Linked DNA regions of Mus musculus: region 1 is linked to region 2. The links are chromatin loops, found by intact Hi-C in ENCODE. Cell type or tissue: gastrocnemius. All regions are shown on one strand.

What was found. Peaks named below come from ENCODE experiments on the same cell type or tissue, not always from the same donor. Only the 100,000 strongest peaks of a DNase experiment are listed, where the experiment ranks them.
Region 1: a loop joins it to region 2, with 5 times the contacts of the local background. A loop is called at or near these places in 26 of 42 quality-filtered maps.

The regions. Positions count from the first base shown.
Region 1 is chr19:9,996,195-10,004,194 of GRCm38, reverse strand. Best1 (bestrophin 1) reads left to right here and starts at 2,562. Exons shown (of 12, transcript NM_011913.2): 1 at 2,562-2,737; 2 at 6,981-7,168. The coding sequence starts at 7,017. It also overlaps a transcript of Rab3il1 not described here. In gastrocnemius, a CTCF peak has its summit at 3,670 (motif pointing left); a DNase peak (open chromatin) is centred at 3,658.
Region 2 is chr19:10,195,533-10,203,532 of GRCm38, reverse strand. It overlaps Fads1 (fatty acid desaturase 1), which reads right to left. Exons shown (of 12, transcript NM_146094.2): 12 at 6,659-8,000. Fen1 (flap structure specific endonuclease 1) reads left to right here. Exons shown (of 3, transcript NM_007999.6): 3 at 2,436-4,401. The coding sequence starts at 2,455. The coding sequence ends at 3,597. Among named protein-coding and RNA genes, the nearest start is that of Tmem258, 4.7 kb to the left of the region's middle. In gastrocnemius, a CTCF peak has its summit at 4,532 (motif pointing right); DNase peaks (open chromatin) are centred at 3,092 and 4,548; H3K4me3 peaks cover 338 bases; H3K27ac peaks cover 239 bases.

The sequences.
Region 1 (8,000 bases), 200 kb after region 2:
GAAGGGCTCTTGTCAGGTGTTTCAGCACAGCATCAGAAATGAACCAAAACCACAGCCTAAAAACCTAAGTCCAAAAACACACACTTCTGTTTTACTTTTGCTTATTTGCTTGTGTGTGTGCTTGTGTATGCAGTGGGGGGTGGGGGAGGGGAAGATTGGTGCACATGTACCATGGAGCACATGTAGAATCAGAGGACAAATTGTGGGAGTAACTTCTCTCCTTCCACTTGTGGATTCTGAGGATTGAATTGAGGTCATCTTACTCACCAAGCCTACCTCCCACTTTCTGATTCCAAAGCAGTATGCCTACCCACTGCCTTCCGCTGTATAAACCAGGGCCTGCTGGTGCATGCCTGTCATTCTATGAGGCAAGCTGGCTAAGCTAGACTAGGACTAGGCAGAATTGGTGAGCTCTGGGTTCAGCAAGAGATCTTGTCTCAATTAATGAAGTAGAGCCACTGAGGAAGACACTGACATTGACCTAGGGCTTCAATATGAATGCACACATATGTACTCATATACATATTACACATATATACACACACAAAAAAAAAACCAAATCAAAACAAGTGTAGTATTGGCCTCAGGACAGACACAGAGGTCAATGGAATTGAGCAGACTCTCCAGAAATAGATACATCTGTCACAAATTGATCTTTAACAATGATGCCAAACCCATTCAATGAAGGAAACAAACAGCACATGGGCAGCTGGGTACCCATATGTCTCAGTGGCCTTGGACCTTTACCTCACACTCTCCACAAAAAGGAATCCAAAATATATCAGATCTTAACTGTATCAGCAAAAATCATAAAATTCTCAGAATAGATTCAGCCAGGTCAAAATTCATGAACATTAAAGTTTTATGTGTTCAAGAACATTCTCAACTAAGTATAAAGAGGTCTGGGTGTCGCTCAGTTGGTAGAGTGCTTGCCTGGCATGCAAGAAACCTTGGTTCAATCCCCAGCACTGCATAAGTTGGGCCTGCAATCTTAACACTTAGGAAACGGGCAAAGGATAATTAGGGGTTCAAGGTCATCTTCAGATACACATCAGGTTCAAGGCCTGTGTCAACAGCAAACAAACAAAAGAACGCAGTGCTTTTGAAATGAAAACAGTAATGGACTTTTCTCTCTCTCACCATCGCCCGAAGCCAACCTCTCAACCCAGGTTGTACACCTGACTCAGATGTAGATAACAGTGCTTGCGGTCAAGGCTTAGTTTGATTCGTGAGACCCACAAGCTGGAAGGAGAGAACCAACTCCTGAAAGTTGTCCTCTGACCTCCGAATGTGTACTGTGGTATTCAAGCACACACACACACACACACACACACACACACACACACACCAATAAGTAAACAAAACTAAAAAAAAAAAAATGAAATGCAGATTATGACTGAGGAGGTCTGGGGTGGAAGCCTCAGATCCTTGCATCTCTAACAATCTGTTGTATAGTGTGTGTGTGTGTGTGCTCAGGGGCCTCAGTGTGTGTGTGTGTGTGTTGTATAGTGTGTGTGCGTGCTAAGGGGCCTCAGTGTAAGAGTCCATGTTCTAAGAGGAAATAGACAGGCAAAGCAATTCACTGAGGCTGAGGAGCCCACAGAGAAAAAGGCTTTTGCTGCTTGATATCCCCCAAGGAACTTGGACTATGTAGTAGGTCTTTGTATCAAGAATTCAGTCAACTGTGGCTCACCAGTTAAGAGCAATGGCTCTTCTTCCGGAGGACCTGACTTTGATCTCCAGCACCCACATGTTGACTCACAACCATCTGAAACTCAAGTCTCAAGGGATACTGTGCCCTCTTCTGGCTGCATCAGGTACCAGGCATGCATATGTTATACAGATAAACACCTATACACATAAGACCAAAAACTAAATACATACATACATACATACATACATACATACATACAAACAAATAAATTCACTGAACAGATGGGGATTTGGTGAGAGGTAAGGGTAGGGTCAGGTCCTCACCTGGCTGGTAGCTGCAGGGTGGAGTCCATGAAGCACCACACGACTAGAGATCCTAGCTTTCCCCCAGGTTGTGCTGAGTTCTCACCATGTGTCTCTTTCTGGGTTGGTTCTGGTCTATTCTGTATTATTTCATTGCTATCTGTGGGATATGGCTTGGTGGTGCTGGGACTTGTCTCCCAGCCTTTCCCTGTCTCACCTTATCCCTGTTGCCCCTCTGAAAAGGTCAGAGGTTATTATGCCAGTCTCCCAGAGCTTTAGCAATGAGAGCTGCTTCGTGTCAGGAAAGAGGTATTGACTGTCTTCCTTCCTGTCCCTGGAGTGGCACTATATGTCCTCTGCCTCCCTGTCCAGCTGTGTTAATCCACCTCTTGGTTTCTTCCCTGTTTATTCTGTGATTGGCCCAGAGGAGGAGAGTGGGCTAGCAGGCACCCTATGCAGAACCTGGAGACAGCAGCCAGGTCTGCCAGGCCCAGCCCAGGGCCTACTGCTTACTGCCCTCTGCCAAGTCTGGTCCTCTTCTACCTGCCTGGCAAAGGTCAGGCCCTCTGTGATGCTCTTGTTGCCATGGCGATCTTAGATGAGGAGGCTGTAATGTTCTGGGTCCAGAACCTTCACCCATCAGCCCTATGTGCTCTGCTTGCTCCCTGACATGACTCTCTACCAGAGGGCTAGAGAGCATGGGCTCTGCTACCATCAAAGTCTTCTCTGCACACCCTTCATTCCTCAGACCTCCCTTCAAACCCTACAGAAACCCTAACAGGTAAGCCTCAGGCCCCAGGTAACCCTCCTCCAGGGCAGAGGTCATGGTTCGTGGTAGAAAGGGCCCAGGACCCAAACTTAGAAGACTTTAGGTCCCGGGTCCTAGTCCTGGTTCATTGGTAGTGATGTGGCCTTGGCCAAAAGGTCTGCCTTGAGCACCAGTGTCACCTGAGTGTTTTACACTCAACAGTCCCTCGGCAATGCCTCAGTGACTTGCCGTGGGCTGTTCTTATGTGCTTACATCTTCTCGGCTCAGTGAGCTTCTACTCCTGCTTCAAACACCAACTCCAGAGCTCCCACTCTGTAGGCTTCCCTGGCCTCTCAGACACTCTCACTCCCATTCTCTGCTGGAGGTTTTAAATATTTTTTTTTAGAGTCTCTCAACTCTTGTCTTCTTAGAGGCAGGAGTTAGAACAGATTCTACCCTGGTATCAGAGATGTTTTGTTGAATAACTTCTTGTGGGATGGAAAGGGAGAGTGGTCTTGGCTGCGCTGGGCACTCTCCTTGTAGGAGGTTATTCTGGGGTCCTGTATCCAGGTATGTCTTGGGCTTTACTGTATACCTGAGGCCTGTCTGGTTGACTGGAGACACATTTGTGTTTGAGGCCCGTGGGACACCATGTCTTATGTTTGAATGTGCTTAGAGTTGTGTGGGTCTAGGAGCAGATTGTTCACAGTGTCTCTGGAGACATCTTGAGACTGGAAGAAGCAGAGAGCAGCACTAGCAAGTGAAGAACTGGTTAACGGTGAAGAACTGGGCTTCACAGAAAACCAAAGAAGTTCTCCAGCACTTCCCAGCTCTTCTAAAATACTATGTAGCTACTGGTAATGGTCAAGGAGATAACGGCGACTTCCAAAGACAACTTTGATGATCACTGACACCTGAACAACTGGACTAGGCTTCCCTGGCAAGAACTAAGTCAATGGTGACCTCTAGTGACCAACATAAGGGATGCAGGAGTCCATTAAGGCAGTGTTTAAGGCAGTGTTTACAGGTGTTTTGTTTTGAACTACTCTGCTAGAAACATATTCAACTTTAATTAAATATATATTTATTGGACTGGGATTTATCTCAGTGGGAGGAGTTCTTGCCTGGTGTGCATGAAACCCTGCACTGGATCCCCAGCACTTATCTGTTGGATATGGTGGCTCACATCTGTAATCTCAGCTCTCAGGAAGTACAGAGAGAAGTGTTAGAATTTCATGGTCCTGGGCTACATAGAAAGTTCAAAGCTATCCTGAGCTACATGAGAACACACCTCAATGTAGACTCTGTGTGTGTGTGTGTGTGTGTGTGTGTGTGTGTGTGTGTGAGAGAGAGAGAGAGAGAGAGAGAGAGAGAGAGAGAGAGAGAACACCTATTAGATAGCAAGCTCTCTTGTGAAGGTCAGTATGTATTGAAGAAAAGAGGAGAAACAGGTAGGAGCCCACAGAGATTCTCGGTCCAGCTGTACATTACAATGGAAAACCCGCACCTGGGCAAGTTGGGTCTGCCCCTGCCCAGTGGGGCGCAGGCAGCACTGGGTCTGCCCCTGCCCAGTGGGGCGCAGGCAGCACTGGGTCTGCCCCTGCCCAGTGGGGCGCAGGCAGCATTGGGTTTGACTTTGCAGATCCTCCCCAGGCCTGCCGTGTCTATCACTCTCACTCTCATCTTGCAGTAAGTGAGCCAGCACTTATTCTCACCCTCTTTTCAGATGAAAAGACATTCACAACTGTCCTGTCCCTTCTCTGTCCAATTAAGGACAGGGACAGAGTGGCAGGGAGGGGTGGGTACTTTTCATCCTCCAAGATTGCCCCCAATCTCAGCAGACTCTCAGGATAACACCAGCTTTATTGTTCACTATGATTAGAAACGTAGTCAAGGTCATGGTGAAACAATCCCCCCTCCCTTCTGAACAGAGTTAAACAGGCAAAAACCTGTGTGTCAGAATCACCTGCAAGCTCAGTTTCCTTAGGGAGTGTCTGAAGGGGTGTGGGAGCGGGAGAGGAAGTAGAGAGTAGGAGGGTGGATTCACTTTAAGGCTCAGGATCATAATGTAAATTGGGACTCCCAGAAGCGTGGTTCCCAAGACCACCCAAACCACAGACGCCTACAGCACTTGATAAAAACGCAACGTTTCCAAGGACACAGCATCAGGCTCCTAAGGTCTGGAGAAGCTGCGTATTTGGTAACTGTCTTGGCAACTGTCTCAGTCAGTGAAGACTTGCTGTCCATGCTCTTCATGTACAGTGGCTTGTTGGCAAACTCTCATCTTAGCCTGGTGCTCAGAAGAACCTACAGAAAGGACTGGCACACTAAGGTTGCCTGAGCTGCTGAGATGCCACCCAGCTCCCTCTGGATGCTTGGGCATGTGTCTTTGTTTTTCTCAGGCTGTCTGGGATTAGGCCGTTTAAATAGCATCAAGCCCCGTTGCCTTCCTGCTCCCCTTTTCTTTTTCTGACTTTGAAGTACCTACTAGTAGGCCCTGCCAACTAAACAAGCCACCACAACCTATGATGTCACCAGCGGCCAATCAGAGCTTCTCACCAATATATGCATTGATGTTACTTTTAACTGTGCTGACATTCCAGAGCAACACATCCTTTTCAGACGAGGACGCTGTGGCTCAGTCACAGCTAGCACACAGGTCGCTAGAAGCCAGTGGCATGTGTCAATTGTTCCAGAGCGGTCCCCAGAGACCTGGACAAAGTCTCCTTCTTCCCCTGAGCTCTTGATACCTTAGATGGAGCTCAATCTTGCCCCAGATCTTCTCTGAAAGACTTCAAGGGTCAGGACGCAGTGGCGGCGACACAGATTTATTTATTTATTTATTTATTTATTTATTTATTTATTTATTTATTTATTTATCGAGACAGGGTTTCTCTGTGTAGCCCTGGCTGTCCTGGAACTCACTTTGTAGACCAGGCTGGCCTTGAACTCAGAAATTCACCTGCCTCTGCCTCCCAAGCGCTAGGATTAAGGACGTGCGGCACCACCACCTGGCACAGATTTCTTGATCTAAACTTAGAGCCATGGAAGAGGGGCTATGGCACCTAATTCCAGCCTAATAAGTCAACACTCCCCAGGAAAGAATTAGAGGAACGCTGGCCAGGCTGTGCTGGCTGCTGATTTTGAGCAGATGACAGGAGGGGCTGAGACAATGGCTTCTTTGTAGAACCTTTTGCTTAGAAAGTCAGGTGATAACTCAGCACTATCTAGGTGGGCAGTGCCAGCCTCCAAGTATGGGCAAGGGTACCTGCCCCAGGGTCTCAGAAAGTCCCATCAACATAGTGGCCAGAGCTTTTATGGGGTTACCTGAACTGCTGGAACCCTGTGTGAGCAGGGGCTGCCCCAGGTGGACAGGGCCGGGGCTTTGGGGGCTTTTAGGAGTGGTCACCTGTGCTTATGTATGCAGTTGTGATGGGCACACATCGGGAGCACATGTGGGAGATGTGGGCTCTGTATGTCTGTGCAAAGACCCCGAGGTAGGAATGAACTTTGTGTGCAGGCACAGAGACAACAGCTGGTTTGTGGTGGCACTGGAATGGTGGGAATGGGTTAGTTGATCACTGGTTTAATCCGTTTTTATTGAGCAACTATGCTGAGAACACACTAAGAGCTTTTGGGGGGAGAAGAGAACAAAGGGTAAGCAGGAGTGCCCGGTGGCACACGGATTCAAGTAGAAACAATGCACCATGTAGAAGGATCAAGCACACGGGGAAGATGCTGCTGGTGACAACTGAGGCATGACTTCCAGTAGGATGGCTGGGGACCTTTTTCCTAGGAGATGACCTAATGTGGAGGGGGGCCATGGACTGACCTCAGGAAAAGCATCCATCACCCCCCACCCGCCCCCAGGTGGGTGGATAGCCTTGGAGGTCACCATTCAGTAACTATCAGAAGGGCATTCCCTCTTGCCAGGCTGGGCGGGGGAGGGGATGGGCACATGGCGGTGAGCACAGCTTGCCTAAATCACGGAGCTACTCACTCCAGTACGATTGAGGAAACCGAGAAAATGGGTTGGGAGCTCATGCTGCCTGGCTCTGAAGCCCTGAGCTCTGTGTGACTGTTGCTACTGCCCTTGCAGCTGCCTTTTGCCATCACACAAAATCAAGAATGTGTGGCAATTCACAGACCTGCCTTCTGTGTCTCAGGCTAGAAAATAGAGGCCCAGGGTAGGGTAGGACTAAACTCATGCAAGTCCAAGATCAGAACCTAGTCTTTGACTCCTATCCATTCCCACATCACTCTGCCTGCTCACCAGGACCCAAGCCCACCTACTGCTGCCCAGTGCCAAGCCATGACTATCACCTACACAAACAAAGTAGCCAATGCCCGCCTCGGTTCGTTCTCGTCCCTCCTCCTGTGCTGGCGAGGCAGCATCTACAAGCTGCTGTATGGAGAATTCCTTGTCTTCATATTCCTCTACTATTCCATCCGTGGACTCTACAGGTAAGAGGGTCGGGAGCTCATGGGGGAGGGGCCTCCAAGCATGTAAGTGGAGTGGAGATAAGAGTGAGGGAGGAGCACGGAGCTGAGCAGGAGAGGGTCTGATGTTCCAGCTCCCTTATAAGACTGAGCTGAACTCCTGGCCAGGCCTGGTCATTGGAGAGGAGGCTAGGGAGAAAAACAAAAGACCTGGAGCTTGTCTTGCAGCTCAGAGAAATAGCATTTGCCTGGCATGTGTGTCATCCCCAGGTCAATCCCCAATACACACACACCATACACACACACACCACACAAACACACACACACACATACACACCACATACACCACACACACACACCACACACACACACACACACACACCCCACACACACACAAACACACACACACCACACACACACACACATACACCACACACACACACATACACACACACCACACACACACACCACCACATACACCACACACACACACACACACACCACATACACCACACACACACACACCACACACACACACACACACCACATACACCACACACACACACACCACATACACCACACACACACACACACACACACCACACACACACACACACACACACACCACACACACACACCACACACACACACCACATACACCACACACACACTCACACCATACACACACACACACACACACCACATACACCACACACACACACACACACACACACACACACACACACAAATCAGACTGGGAAGATACTTTAATCCAGGCCAGAGGAGACTCTGGAACTCTTTCTCTGTAACCCAGGGAGGGATGTGGACCTCTGGCCTGAGCAAGTCCAACTGGGCT
Region 2 (8,000 bases):
CTGAGGCAGGTGTTGGAAAAGCCCCAAGGACATTTCTGGTGAAGGGAAGTCTGGAAGACTCCGTAGAACAGTGGGGCCCAGTTAATACGGTGATTAATCAGTAGGCCTCTGGGGAGTGGGGAGCAGGGGAACTAGGTGTGTTTTTATCCTGCCTGCAGCCATTTCATTTAAGGCTTTGCTATCTGGAAGGTCCTGTGGAGGCGGGACTGAGACTATCAGGACAGAACAGGTTTCCCTCTGTGTGACATGATGGGTGGTAATAGCCTGTATTCATTCTAGCAACGTAGTAAGTGAGGTGTGAACCATATGGTTGACTAGGGAACATGGCACGGCATCTGGTGATGTGTGTATTCCATCTGGGTTTTTGGTTGACCGGTTCTGCAAGGCAGAAATGGTTATTCATTCTTATTTAACAACTCAGAAGTGACTTGTGTTACACAATCTTGAAGATGTAGAGCACTTGCTAGCAGGAGTGAGGGCTCTAGCTCAGTCCCCATTGTTATACCCACACACAGAATACCAGATTCAAGGATGAGTTTTTTATTTGATTTCTGGTCTGAGGATTCAACATGGGACTCCATGCATGCTAGGCAAGCCACTGTACCAGGGAGAGCTACAGTCTTTAGCCTTAAGACTGAGTTTTTGCTGCTTGTATTCTTAGAGGAACCACAGTAATACGAACCAGGAAGAAGTAAGGAAGGAGGGCAGGAAGAAGACCAAAGAGAGAAGCAGGCCTCTTCACTAGGCTTCTGTGCTATACAAGTAACGTGTGCTGAGGTGTTTGTAGTCAGGAAGGAAGGGGACTATACAGGGCCACTTGGGCTTCAGAAAAGACACAGTGAAGTAAGACTGGGAACAAATTAGAACAATTGACAGGACTTTCTTTTTTTTTTTTTTTTTTTTTTTTTAAGATTTATTTATTTATTATATGTAAGTACATTGTAGCTGTCTTCAGACACTCCAGAAGAGGGAATCAGATCTCGTTACAGATGGTTGTGAGCCACCATGTGGTTGCTGGGATTTGAACTCTGGACCTTCGGAAGAGCAGTCGGGTGCTCTTACCCACTGAGCCATCTCACCAGCCCTTGACAGGACTTTCTTATGGTGTGGACACACTAACATTGGGCGAGCAAGATAACCTTAATAAATTGCATATTAGAAAATCCTTTTATTGTACATTTAACACATTAATATGACTTGACTGACACAATGCAGATATTTTTGTTTAAAATGGATTCTCTTTCCCAACTTAATTTTCTGTTTGTTTTTGAGACAGGGTCTCAACTATGTAACTCTGGCTGGCCTGGGACTTACTATGTAGACTAGGCTGGCCTGGAACTCAGAGATCCACTTGACTGTGCCTTCCAGGTGCTGGGATTAAAGGCATGCACCATCACTCACAACTAGGTTTTTTGCCCCCTAACCCCCAATTTTTTTTTCTTGAAAGTCCATTTAAAGAAAAATAATTAGATAAAAGGAAAATTAATGTTTCAATTGGAGGAGCCAAAAATTGTGAGGGTAGTTTTGAAAATGCTTCCCTAGGAGTGATTTGATGGAAGTACTACAGAAGTGCATGCAGTATTGGACTGTGTGAATCCAGCATGCCAGCCCTCAGTTCAGGATCTGTGGGAAGTCATGGCGTTCAGACTTAGGGGGGAAGAGAGTACAAAGAGGAGGACTTAAAACTCCTCTGGCATCCTGATAAAAACACCCTCAAGTGCTAAGGGAGATGGGAAGGGAAGAGTAGCAGCAGTGAGGTGGCCACCTGTCCTTATGCAGAGGTGTACCCCTCAGGTCTGCTGCATCGGTTAGACATCTGTGGAGAAGCAATAAATCAGACATAGTCATATTCGCATAGCTGGTACTTACCTGCTCCTGAGGGTTCACGTCTGCCTTGATGATCTCAGGGCCCTTCAAGCTGAGCCAAGCACTCTGTCTTCTGTGATCCTTAATGCAGGTTAAAGTTGAAGTCACTCTGTGACAGATGGTGCCATTGCGTTATTCAGAGCCCTTAAGTTATTCAAGAACATCCCATGCCAGGTGTGGTGGCGCACGCCTTTAATCCCAGCACTCAGGAGGCAGAGGCAGGCGGATTTCTGAATTCAAGGCCAGCCTGGTCTACAGAGTGAGTTTCAGGACAGCCAGGGCTACACAAAGAAACCCTGTCTCGGAAAACCAAAAAAAAAAACAAAAACAAAAGAACATCCCAGATCTCATTCCTTGAAGCGCCCAGAACAGCTTCTGATTGTCAGGAGGCCTGCTTGAGAATGGTGGATCTTGTTCACCTTTGCCTCTTCTGCTCTGCTGGCTTGGAGTCCTGCTGTGTCTCATGTTAAGTTTGATGAACCATGAGACTGGTGAATGTTGCCACTTAAAACTTTTGTTCCTTTTGTATCCTCCAAGTTCCTCCTCTTACTCTTCTTTCTTTGTTTTAGCCATTGCTCCTGTGCTACCATGGGAATTCACGGCCTTGCCAAACTAATTGCTGATGTGGCCCCCAGTGCCATCCGTGAGAATGACATCAAGAGCTACTTTGGTCGCAAAGTGGCCATCGATGCCTCCATGAGCATCTACCAGTTCCTGATTGCTGTTCGTCAGGGTGGGGATGTGCTGCAGAACGAGGAGGGTGAGACCACCAGCCACCTGATGGGCATGTTCTACCGTACCATCCGCATGATGGAGAATGGCATCAAGCCTGTGTACGTCTTTGATGGCAAACCACCACAGCTGAAGTCAGGCGAGCTGGCCAAGCGCAGTGAGAGGCGCGCCGAGGCTGAGAAGCAACTGCAGCAGGCTCAGGAGGCTGGGATGGAGGAGGAGGTGGAGAAGTTCACCAAGAGGCTCGTGAAGGTCACCAAGCAACACAATGATGAGTGCAAACACCTGCTGAGCCTCATGGGCATCCCTTACCTTGATGCACCCAGCGAGGCAGAGGCCAGCTGTGCTGCCCTGGCAAAGGCTGGCAAAGTCTATGCTGCGGCCACGGAGGACATGGACTGCCTCACTTTTGGCAGCCCCGTGCTAATGCGACACTTAACTGCCAGTGAGGCCAAGAAGCTGCCCATCCAAGAGTTCCATCTGAGCCGCGTCCTGCAGGAGCTGGGTCTGAACCAGGAGCAGTTTGTGGATCTGTGCATCCTGCTGGGTAGCGACTACTGCGAGAGCATCCGTGGCATTGGGCCCAAGCGGGCTGTGGATCTCATCCAGAAACATAAGAGCATCGAGGAGATCGTGAGGCGGCTGGACCCCAGCAAGTACCCCGTTCCAGAGAACTGGCTCCACAAGGAAGCCCAGCAGCTCTTCCTGGAGCCAGAAGTACTGGACCCAGAGTCTGTGGAGCTGAAGTGGAGCGAGCCAAATGAAGAAGAGTTGGTCAAATTTATGTGTGGTGAAAAGCAGTTTTCTGAAGAGCGAATTCGCAGTGGGGTCAAGCGGCTGAGTAAGAGCCGCCAGGGCAGCACCCAGGGACGCCTCGATGATTTCTTCAAGGTGACAGGCTCACTCTCCTCAGCTAAGCGCAAGGAGCCAGAACCCAAGGGGCCTGCTAAGAAGAAAGCAAAGACTGGGGGAGCGGGGAAGTTCCGAAGGGGAAAATAAACCTGTCCTTCCCCTCCACTGTCCTTGACCCCAGGCTGTCTATCTGTTTTGTACCCTCGGCTGCAGCACATCCCTCTTGTCCCTCGTCTTGAGGAGAGTTCATTGCTTCCCAGCGCTGCCCTTCAGAGCTTTCCCTCTCTTGACCCTGTGGCAGGAAGGCCGTAGCTCTGCTTTTTCTCATTTTTAGCTCAGGAAAGATGTCAGGCTCAAACCACTTCTCAGGTTAATGGACACTGTAGTCATTGTTCTGTGCAACTGCGAGCAATGTCTTAAGGAAGAAGAAGATAAAGCCGGGAGCGAGGCTGGAGATAGTTTCCCAGCTGGCCAGCTGGTGGAGGAGAGGTGACTAGAACCTGACTGACTACTGCTCCTTCTAATTTCACTGTGCCCTGAAAGATGCCCATCAGCCTGGGATTCGCTGATGGAAGAACTGCAAAGAGACGAGCAGAGAGAAGTCTGGCTGACAACAGATTTAGTACTGACCAGCTGATTTTTGTGGGCAGAAATTTGAACTTGCTGCCTGCTGAGTCCAGTAGTTGTGCAGGGAGTGAGATGGCAGTGTTTAAGTTTTGATTTGTAGTTTTTTGTTTTTGTCTCTCCCCTCTCCAGTGTTGGGGATTGACCCCAGGGCAAAGGCATTAAGTGTGCCACTGACCTGTGCCTCCAAGTGATGTTCTGACAGCCTTTCTGAGGCAATCAATTGAATTGAGGTTTTGGGAGAAGAAACTGTTGTTCATAGGCTATTTCTATTTTAAAAGATGTGAAGAGAAAAAAAAAACAATAAAATTATAAAAGTGACCAGAATGTGTCTGAATGTTTGAAAACACCCTGAGTGCCTTAGTTTCCTGTAGAATAAATATAATGGTTTCCTTTCCCCCTCTAAAATCCCCTACAGCCTGGCTGGGATTGCCCTGGTAACAAGTGGTTAGTTTAGGACTGACCACAAGGTGGCGCTGTGCCCATGTAAGGTGGCCACAGCAGCTGTGGTGGCACCAGCCTTTTGTACTTAGGAGTTTGCATAGCTTGACTGGATTTCACACGTTCCACCATCTGTGAGATAAAGGAGTCCCCTGGAACAGTCTTGTAGTTTAGATAAACTATCTTATAACATCCAGCCAGGGCTACACAAATCCTGTCTCCACAAACCTATAAAACAAGTAGGTAAATAAAAGAAGCCTTGTTCTTACTGAGATTTCAGGTGTCCGGGAAGAATGAAAGTTTTTGAGTACTAATACATTTAGGTTTTCCCAGAGAACAACAGAGAATGAGCTATGTATATGTTAAAAGGAAATTCACTAAAGTGGCTTACAGGGTGTGGTCCCGATAGCCTAACAATTGGTATCCAACAAGAAAGTCAAGAATTCAGTAGTTTAGTCCACAAGGGATGTCTCAACTGATCTTCAATCTACATGAAGAAGTAGGTTCTAATACCAGAGAAGGGATGTCTCAGCAAGAGGATGCCTGGGCAAGAAGCAAAAGTCTCCATGTCCTTTTGTGTGGGCTGCCACTAGAAGGGGTAGCCCAGAGTTAGGGTGAGTTTTCTACCTCCACACAGACTGGGCCAGCTGCTCGGGTTCTGGTTGCTTCCAGACATGGTCAAGTTGATAAGCCATTATAACTAGTAAAGCTTAGTGGGGGAGCCAGCCTGTGAGCTCTGATCTCACAATTGTGCTATTAACAGCACATAATTAACTTGAAAAGGCCTTGACAACAGCTTGAGTAGAAGACTAATAGCATGGGCCTTCAAGTCCTTTAAATTCCACTATACGGTGGGGGCAGGTGAGCGTGTGGAGGTCAAAGGGCAGCTTTCAGGGATCTTTTACCTGCCATGCCTTTGCACAATGATTTTTAATTTCCTTCCTGGTCATCTGTCCTCGCACCCCCAGCTGCTGTGCCTCCAACACACACATACATACACTCAGGGTCTCACTATGTATCCCTGGCCGGTCTGGAACTCAGACCAGAAATTCCGCCTTGAATTCATACTGTTTCCCAAAGAAGTCTTGGGTGAATGTAGACACTGTTTTATCCTGAGAGCAGAGCACTTATTTTGTTCTCTGCTCTCGCAGTTGATGAGTGGAACTGACTTTACCAGATTAAATTTGAGTTGTCCCCCCCCCCCCCCACCATTCCATAATTTGATTCTAAATGTGCAGTGGCAATGAGCTGAGTGCCAAGGCTGCACTGCCTGAGCGCAGTGGCCTTTAGGGGCTTGTATCCCGTGGTCGGCAAGCATTTAGAGGTCTGGCTTGCTTTTAAATTTGAACTTCGTAGCCCTTTCTAATTGTGCTGATTTGTGCTTGGCCCTGTGAATGTTCTGCTGTTTCACTCAGCTGAAGTTCAATAGTTAAGAGGCGTTGCAGTTAAGAGGCATGGCTCTGCAGTCTGATCGAGACAGTGTTGGCAAAGAGACTTATAGCTAAAACCATGCTGAAATTCCAAATAGGTACGAAGGGAGAAATAATTCAAGATGGAAAGTTGAAGACTGAACTGTGAGATCTATGAGATCCGGCAGGAGTACCGCAGCAGTACAGTGTCTCTACAGATGGGCACTGGGATGAACCTGGCCTTGTCAGACCACCCTTACATGGGAGTCACAGTCCTGCCCAGGTTATACAAGGGAACTGGCAGTGAGTCATGTTCCCAAGGGAGCTGAGCTCACAGGTAGGAAGGGACCTAGCAGTAGTAGCAGGGATCTTGTGTATATTTATGTGGGTACATGTTCCTGCATGTTTGAATGTCAAAAAGGCCAGAGGGTCAGCAACTGTCTGCTTTAACCCTTAATCACGCCACCTGAGTTTTTACTGAACCTGAAGCCTACCAATTTGCCGAAGGTGGTTGGCCAGCAAGCTCCAAGGATGCACCTCTGCTAATGCTGGGTTATAGAGCTCCACCCCTGGCATTTACATGGGTCCTGGGGATCGGAACTTGGATAGGAAGTGCCTTACCAGCTTGGATAGGAAGTGCCTTACCAGCTGAGGCAGCTCCCCTTCTCTGCACCAGGGCATCGGGTAGGCATGTGCAGACAAGCAGCGCGGATTTCAAATGAATAACAACATTCTTTTGGTCCAAATTAAATTTTATTTTTTAGCTTCACCAGGATGTGGTAACAGCATTGGCACACACAGATACTGACATTAGGCTCAATTAAGTGAGATGCCGGTGGGACAGGAAGTAGGAAGATGAAGGTAATAAAGACAGACATGGAAGCTAGAGTTAAGTTTGGATATTCTGCCACTTTCTACAATAGCAGAGGTGACTTTCCCTCTAACGCGGTTTTCTTATCTGTCAGTGGATTTGAGATGCCTCACTTTACCTCTGTAACATTCTGAGGCTTGTCACTCAATGTCCCCCGTGTCACAGTGAAGGCTGAGAAGAGAAGGCCACAGTGGTTCAGATGCTCTGAAGACCTGGTCTTGGTACAACAGAGCTCACTGGTATTTGCCCAGACTGGCAGTTGAAGGTCAAAGCCAGTGAGTGGGTTAGACAGACTGGTAGTGCCACCTCCTTACCCCGGGTGGCAGGGAACGGGCACGGGGAGGGGTCTGCACCTATTCTGAAGAAGGAGCCATAAAGGCAGCACTCTTTAATCCTGATTTTTCCTACACAGTCTGTTTCAAACAGGTTTTCAATCAGGGCCAACCACTGGCAAAGATCTGTGCTTTTCTGCAACCTGCCTGTCTCTACACCAGACTCCAACATCCCTTAACACCCTCATCTTGACCACAAACACGCACTGCACTTTGCCTTCTTGAGGTTTTCTCTTCCCAGACAGGTGGGTCATCATGCTTCCAGTAGAATCTCTTGAGCAGACAACAATGCCCAGGGGTTTGGGGAACAAGAGCATGAAAGTGGACATACAGGTTAGGTCTCTCCGGGCATGTTCCTATATTCTCCGGAACATATCTTTTACCAACCAGAAGATTACAAAACCCTATTTTATTGTTAGACCGGCACACTTTGTCAGAAGTTACCCTAAATTTCTATCCAGCATCCAGTAGAGTAAGACACTTGAACGAGTAGACAGAGGAGCTGCCTCGCTGCAGCAGTGATGTTCACAGACCTTAGTGTTTCTAACCTTCCTGTTTGTGACATGGAACTGTGCTATACAATGCTGGAACGTGACATAGGGAACAGGGATTCTGAGTCTGCACAGAGCCCTGGCACTCTGGTGGAAGCCTCAGTCACTTTTGTTGACAACTGTTTTGTTGAACTTAGAATTACAGGCTGGGGAGCAAAAGGAAACTATGGGAATAGTGTTCAGTGGGAGGGAAGACCTCACTCTTTGTTTATGTTCTTTCTCCTTGGGGACCGATTAGAAGAGATGAATCAACAGAGTTTCAAAGGCCAGTATCTGCCATCCGTTTTGTCAAGAGCTAAGATCTAATGTTCTCTCTGGAACC